Regions from separate parts of the Homo sapiens genome. Here region 1 is linked to region 2. The links are chromatin loops, found by intact Hi-C in ENCODE. Cell type or tissue: IMR-90. All regions are shown on one strand.

Region 1 (4,000 bases), 160 kb after region 2:
ACATTAGTCTTTCTTCCCCTATCCTCTCACAAATATCTCAAACACGGGAAAGCAGGTTACCACTACCCTTAGGATATTGAAGGCATACAAGTTTACTTAGTAAAACACTATCTATGACTAATCTTATCTACACTGGTTCACAAAACAGATACAAGGTACACAGCAGTAGAATCAAAACCTAATTTTAAAAAATATAAGTTGAGAAGACTTTGAATGAAAAGCTTTTTGAGGTGTGCTAAGACAAAATGAACTTTTACCTCTCCTCCTCAGTCATATGATGATAAACCATGGTTTGCTGACGCAGCATTGCCAATTCTAAATCCATCATTTGTGTTCTAAACAAATTCAGGCTCCGCCTCATTACCTGGAGCTCCTGAAAAGTATTCTAGAATGCAATATAACAAAATTACACTTCTAAATTCTACAAATTATTTTGGAACACAAAGATGTAAGAAAGAACTTACTTCATAAAGAGGTAGAACAGATGATTTCTGAGTACTATATGGAGCAGCAGCAGGATCAGGTCCTCTCATCATAGGGTACTTCAAAAAAGTAAAAGTAGGATTAAAACCAATGTTAAAGTGAATACTTCCAAATCACTTAAGGGGTTAAAAGGCAGAATTTGGGGCCTATATATTTTTCTCTTTAAGACAAAAGGATCCAAAAAACCTTCATATTGTAAGCAGGAAAAAAGAAATCAGTTCCCAATGACACCTAGTACTGCTAGCTGTTCCAGGTATAAGTCAATCTACGTGGGAGGAGGAGGCGAAGGAACATAGTTCACATCTATTTCTTTCAGGACTTCCCTCTTGCGAAACTAAAAAAAAACAAAATCAAAACGCAAAAATGTAGAAGCCATTGCAAATATCATCATGAGATTATAGTGATTATTAACTTTGCTGGAGAGCAAGCAATCATTGTCGTCTTTCTCAGACATCTTAGCATTTCCTATATGCCACTATTTTAGGCAGTGAGATAAAAACATAAAAGGTATTCCCAGCCTTCAGGTGTTCTCACAGTGTAAAGAAAAATAAAGGAAATTTTAAAAAAATTCTAATACTGTGGAAGGAGTGCTATGATGAACACAGAAAAATTCAGATTACGTGAACTTTCCCAAAAGTGGTAACACTACTTGAACTGAGCCTTAACAGTAAATAGGGCTTGATTATGCAAAGAAAGGCAAAGACTGGGTGATCTCGGTTAAAAAAAAGTGGCTTATAGTCCCAGTACTTTGGGAGGCCAAGGCAGGAGGATCACTTGAGCCCAGGAGTTCAAGACTGCAGGGAGCCATGATTACACCACTGTCTCCAGCACTCCACGTGGGCGAGAAACAGAAACTTCATCTTTTTATTTTAAAAAAACAAAACACAAAATCAGCCATGTGCAGATACCTAAGAACACACAACTGTTTAGAGACCTGTGCACAATCCTACAGCTAAGGAATGAGGCTGGAGAGATAGTCAGAGACCACATCATAGAAAGCACCTGTCCACTAGTGTAGGGTGGGGTAGGCATGGGGAGATGTATTAGCTGAGTTATTGCTGGGATATCCAGGAGAAAGAGACCACAGCTGGAGCAGAAGAACTAGGTGGCCTAGAAAGATGCACCACGGTACTGGTGGACAGGGTCCTGGAAATCCCCAGCTTGACATAATCACAGCTGCAAGTTCCATCACAGACAGAACTATATTTTGTAAGGAGGAATAAGAAACACCCACATTCTGTTTAAACAGAAAACTGTTAGGGGACAATTGTCATGAGGATAAAACTTACAGTTAAGAGGAGGTATATCTTATTATAACTTGAGAAGTTACACCTTTGATTTTTACTTTCCAAGTGGCTCCCTGTCTACTATGTCATGATAAGAGGTCTATTACATTCATTCTAGGCCTCCTGACTCTTTGTTGAATGCTCTCATGACTATATTACATTGTCATTTTCTTCAATCCCTCAATTGTCTAAACATGATTCATTCAGAGAGAATGTTCAAGAAAATGTAAAAGGCAAAACTGAAGACAACGTACTTATTTTCAAAATTTTTTTGGGAAAATTATTTCCAGTCTACTAACAAATCTGAGAATGACTTTAAAAGTGACAAGACATACAGAGCATTTTAAATCAAATTCACACTTTACCTGATTTGTTATTTTCTGGTCTGGAGTAGTTCCAGTCTTTGAGTCCAGTGGAAGTAGACTAACTCTGTGCACAGCATCGAGGGTCAGTAGGTGAAGGGGAAAGCTTAGTCAGAGAGCTACGAGCAGAACCAGGAGAACGTGGTGCCACAGAAGCCAACAGGGAGAAAACTTGGAAAAGGAAAAGGTAGTCAACATGTTCAAATAGCAGAGAGAAAGAGAGAAAGAACTTTAAGAGGGAAGATTTTTTAATAATAGAAATGACAAAAGATTCTAGACTAAAACAAAGACAGTGGATGATAGACTAAAAATGGGAGGATACTTAACGAGAAAAATCTCTCCTCTTGGAAAGGAGACAGACTTGTGAGCAGAGAAATCGACTTTGATCAGGGTTAGTTACAGCTTCTCCCTTGAAACAGGAGGGAAGATAGAAAACGAAGGCAGATGCAGATTAAGTTTAGACATGTCAGAAAATAAAGCTGAGGTAGTTCATACTTGATGTGCCTTAGCTTCTCTGTGAATTAAAAAGTGCTCAGAGCAGTAAAAGAAAAAAGCTAATGATAACATACTTTTTCTCATACCTGTGAAAGATTCTGCAGTGAGTTTCTAATATCATGTAATACTCTTCGCAACTGCATTTCTATGGCTGAAGGAGGATTCACAGAGCACACTCGGTAAGGGTAGGTGGCATGTCTATGTGAGTAAGGACACCCGAAAGGGGAAGCGAAGGCACTACAAGTAGCCCCTGATATGTTGGGAACACTGTGAGTGCTCAGAGTTCTTGTGTGCTCACACAGGGGCCTTTCTTGCCACTCAGAGTGGATGGAATGAAGGGAACAGGTAGACTGAGACATTGGTGGTGGAGCAAGCCGTGAACAGGTAGGAGTCCTTCCATGATGGCATTCCTCCACCCGCGGCGCCTCACTCTGGGGGGCTTCTTCTTTCTTCACAGATGATGGAGAGATGAAAATGGTCGATTTAACTAAAGACTGACCATCATGTTCCATCACCCGCTTTTCCAATTCCTGCTCCTCTTCAGGTGTGTACTTATAGGTGAAGGAAGGTGGGCTGCATCTGGTCTCTTTTCCTGGAGATAATCGAACATTGACAGAGGACACAACCCTTACTGGGCTCAATAAGGTGGTTGGTAAAGACTGAGACCTTCTTAGAGGATAGCCAGCTTTTGCAAATAAGTACCTTTGTTTTAACAAATCTTTTGATTTTAGCAGGCTACGCCCCATCCTTTGATTAGACAGACTGCAAACCTTCATTTGAGCTCTTTGCAAAGCTGTATTAACTCTGTCCATGGAAGAGGGAGGCCCAGTTGTATTTTCAGAGCTCATATCACTGCATTTAGCTTCAATAGAAGCCAATGATTTCAGAATATGGTGTGTGGTATACTGAGTAAATTCACTTTCACTGCTTTTACCCACATCACTTTCAGCACTTGCTTCCCTCAGTAGCTCTACTGTCTCTGCTGGAAACAAATCCTCTTCCACTTCAGTAATTTCAATGATATGATCCCCTGGACTACAGGTGGACTGTTTAGTTCCTGTATTCTCAATGGTGTTGCACTGAGGGAAATCCTGGCTACCTGATTTTCTTTTGTCTGCAACTGCTGCTGCCTTCTCTAGTCCCTTCTGAAGAGGGACAAGAGACTCCTCCTCTGATTCATTAAAATAAGGCTGGTCTTGTGCTGTTGGTGTGGCAAGGTCTTCACCAAGTGACGTAACTGTTGTCTCACTGTCACAACTATCAGCACTACTCCCCATAGCCTGCAAGGACTCCTGAACCTGTGAAAAGAAAATAGGTGGAAAGATGAAGAATATATGTAAGAAGAGTCACTAACAAAATACCAAACCAACATGG
Region 2 (4,000 bases):
TTCCACTCCCAGAAACACCTGAGGACTTGCTGAAGAACACCTGGGGCCACCAGAAACTGGAAGAGGCAAGGAAGGAATCTTCCCTACAGCCTTCAGTGGGAGCATGGCCCTACTGATACCTTGGTTTTTAGACATCTAGCTTCACCAACTGTGAGAGGAAACATTTCTTTTGTGTTAAGTACCAAGTTTGTGGGAATCTATTAAGGCAGTCCTTGAAAACTGATACAAAGTGCACACTTTTATTACCTCCATTTTAGAAGCAAAGAAAATGAAGCACAGATGAGGCATCCAACCCACTCTCTCAAGGTCAGACAGTTAAATGGAACTAGAATTCAAACTGAGATTCTCAGGCTTCAGATTTTTGCACTTAGCCACTGCTTATACTTCCTCTATTATTTTTTATTACCTGATAATAAAGAATGACCTAACCTGTGTATAGGGAACAAGACACAGCGCAGCATTACCTGAAGGCAAACTGTTGTTCAGAATACGTAAGACATTAGGCTCAAACCATTTTTCCTTATCTAGCTATTAGATTATAAAACCATTGTTTACTGTCTTGTCAAAACCTAATATACTAAAATAAACACATCTGCTATGTAAGTAGCAATAGAGAGCTATCAGAGACGTGAATTTATTTGTAATAATCTATGACAACCTCTACAACTCATTATCTAAATCCTCTTCATCAGAATATAGTGTTTACATAGCTTCTTTTATAGCCTGATTTAATGGTTTCTGGAACCTACAATTCTGTAGAGTCAACTATATTTCTGATCTTGTCTCCATATCAAAAAATAAATAGAATTTGATTGCAGATTGTGTAACTATGGAAAAGTCACATCACATTAACTTCTTTAAATAAAAACTATGTATTTTATATGATTGACTGTATGTTGCCTGGCCATACTTTCAGAATGTTTGGAAGGGAAATGATTTCTCTTTGACATTCTCTGTGTCATTCTGTTGGTTGGGGCAGAAACCCAGATTTCTCAGGAGTAGTGTTTACTACAATTAAAACACACCTGCTACATATTGGGCACTATACATATATTACTTTATTTTTCACTCACATGACTCTCTGAGGTTATCTTCAAATTATAGATGTGAACAAGAAAGAGTATAAAGGTTAAATAACTGGAAGAAGACGACACAGATTTGAATTGTCAGAGCTGGGATTCAAGCCCACGTTTCTCCTACTCCAGTTCTCCTTCTTTCTGCTATTTTTTCCCGTACCAAATGAAGGTGGTTATCAATATCAGAAAGATGAGATACATAGGATTTTAACTAGTCAGTCTGAAGAAGATGTTCATTTCTTTACATCTTTCATTTGCCACTCCTTCATATGGAGTAAAGGTACCTTAAGGACCCCTATGAATAATAATCTGCCTTATGAAGGAATAGAGCTGTTAATGTGGGGCTGATAGACTCATGAAGCTCACTTTGGTTACGGTTGTCCTGAAAAAAATACCTGCCTACTCTATCTAGAGCCTGCTTTTTACTGCAAAAAGTAAGACACGACAGGAATACATATGCTTGGATGATTAAAGACAGATGGTGAGTAAGGTGGCTCACAATTTAATAATCATAAAAATAAGAAGACTTTCTGTTGCTTATTCCCTTAGTTTAACCCCATTTCATACCAAAAATGACATATTTTTCTCCTAAGGGGCTCAGGTTCTTTTCACCCAGGCTGGAGTGCAGTGGCACGGTCTCAGCTCACTGCAGCCTCTGCCACCCGGGCTCAAGCGATTCTCCTGCCTCAGACTCCGGAGTAGCTGGGACAACAGGTGTGCGCCACACACCCGGCTAATTTTTTTGCATTTTCAAGTAGAGATAGGGGTTTTACCATGTTAGCCAGACTGGTCTCAAACTCCTGATCTCAAGCCGTCCTCCTTGGCCTCCCAAAGGGTTGGCATTACAGGCGTGAGCCACCACGCCCGGCAAGGGTTCCACTTCTTAAACATTATTTTCTACTTGTACTTTTTAAACTTTGTGAACCAGCAGAGGGAGCTGTAGGGTCATAAGCACTGTGTTCTTTTTAAAATGATCTAATAAGCACTGAGTGTGAAGTGCTTCTGTTTCATTGCCAATGAAGAAAATACTGAGTCAACCCTCCTTGCCTATGTAGTGTTTATTCAAGGGATAAAAACTCTCCTAGGAGGCTCTACTGGCCAATTATCAGGGGTAGAACAGAACATTATTTATACAGCACACACTGCAGTGGCTCCATGGGATCTGCTCTGGTCTATTGAGTAATTACATAATTACGTGAAAAAATATATTTATCTCAGAGATCAGAAGAGATTAAAATGCCTGTCTGAAAAGCTAAGGATGCTGATATAGATGCAAAGAATTCTTTGGTTTGGCCTTATAAGTAAAACATGGGACATGTGGTGATTCAACAATTAATTAATCTTAATAAAATGAAATAAAGCTTTGACATTGCCAGTGAGGCCCTGTGATATTTTTCAAAACATTTATATGTTAATTAAAGTCGATTCACATAAAAATTAAGACGATCAGGCGTTTCTCCTTTTTATCATGGTTCAGCTCTCACAAAATGTATCTTAATCCAAAAAAAGTAAGTTTATGACATTTTATGTTACTTTAAAACAAACAGTTTAATGTAGCAATGTTTACATATCTGAAACTTGAAACCTATTTTGCCATTCTTTGAGGTTCTTTGAGGTCATAAAAGAGAGTTTTCGTTTTCATTTACACAAATGAGTATTCACGTAGTAATTTTCTAAAAATTTGAAGGTAGACTAGAAGTTTTCATTATGTCTAGGACACATTTGTATGCCCAAGTAACTGTAAAAAATTAATTAATAATAATCAAATGACACTGCCTACCATCTTCTAAGAAAGGCCCAAAGAAAAACTAATTCCATTATTATTTTTACAAAGTTTAGGATGAGTAAGACTGGTACAAAGGAGTATACAGGGATCAACATCAGATAGGCTAAGAATCTTTGGCAAACAACACTCTTCCATATTTCTTCGTGGTAGGATTTACAGATGTGTTATTTAAAATCCAATTAAGTTTGTTAATAGTAGAAAAATTAAAATGTTGAAGAAAATAGCATAAGCAAGATACTACAGCCATACATAATTGAGAAAGATTAATAGAAAAGTATTTTGAAGAAAATTATTGTAAAAGTACTAATTAACTTATTGCACAAAGAGGGAATTACATCAAGGAATAATGGTAGAGTTAGGAGGTTTGGGGTGGGGGGGTTCTGATTGACTTCATTAACCATCAGGACTTAAAGCATAAATGAGTGCAGTGTATGAAATCACAGATCCAATGCTCTTTCCCTCCATTCTCCTGATTTTTACATATATTATTTCTTCAATAACATCAAAGGCAGGAACAAGTACTTCTTGCTTGCATTTTTAAAAAAGATGAACAGACAGTAGGAGAGGATTTCTCTTTTGGTCCCTTTTTTCTATTATAGAAGTTCATACAAAAAAAAAAAATTAGTCGGGCGTGGTAGCGGGCACCTGTAGTCCCAGCTACTCAGGAGGCTGAGGCAGGAGAATGGCGTGAACCTGGGAGGCAGAGCTTGCAGTGAGCCAGGAGACAAAGCGAGACTCCGTCTCAAAAAAAAAAAAAAAAAAAAAAAAAAAAAAAAAAAAAAAAAGAAAAGAAAAAAAAAAGTTCAAAATCCTTGATTTATAGATAACTTTAGAGATATTAAGAACTGTTCTAAAAGATCCAGACTAATTCCTACAATCACAGAGTAAACTTTTTCAAGGCAAAAATCAACATAATAAGCTGTGGGACTAAATGTAAAACTTAAAGATAAAATAATACATTATAAGCATATACTAAAAAAAGCATTTAAACTACTTTAATTTTTTTATTTTTGCCACACAAAAATATGTTTTGAGACCTATTTTTACATAATGTGAGCATTATCATCCAGTGACAATTTTTGATACATAAAATATATTTTTTCACAGAAGTACTGTAAGTTGAGGCAAAGCTTATCAT

What was found. A loop is a pair of places that touch in the nucleus more often than their neighbours do. Peaks named below come from ENCODE experiments on the same cell type or tissue, not always from the same donor. Only the 100,000 strongest peaks of a DNase experiment are listed, where the experiment ranks them.
Region 1: it touches region 2 in a loop (4-fold over the local background); 19 of 110 quality-filtered maps call a loop at or near these places.

The regions. Positions count from the first base shown.
Region 1 is chr2:181,915,140-181,919,139 of GRCh38, reverse strand. ITPRID2 (ITPR interacting domain containing 2) reads right to left here. Exons shown (of 18, transcript NM_001130445.3): 11 at 2,713-3,924; 12 at 465-542; 13 at 258-385. Among named protein-coding and RNA genes, the nearest start is that of ITPRID2, 25 kb to the right of the region's middle. In IMR-90, no CTCF peak of the experiment used is centred here; DNase peaks (open chromatin) are centred at 1,939 and 2,219; H3K27ac peaks cover 445 bases.
Region 2 is chr2:182,075,845-182,079,844 of GRCh38, reverse strand. All of the region lies in intron 4 of PPP1R1C (protein phosphatase 1 regulatory inhibitor subunit 1C), which reads right to left. Among named protein-coding and RNA genes, the nearest start is that of PPP1R1C, 92 kb to the right of the region's middle. In IMR-90, a CTCF peak has its summit at 2,011 (motif pointing right); DNase peaks (open chromatin) are centred at 2,074 and 2,664; H3K27ac peaks cover 1,080 bases.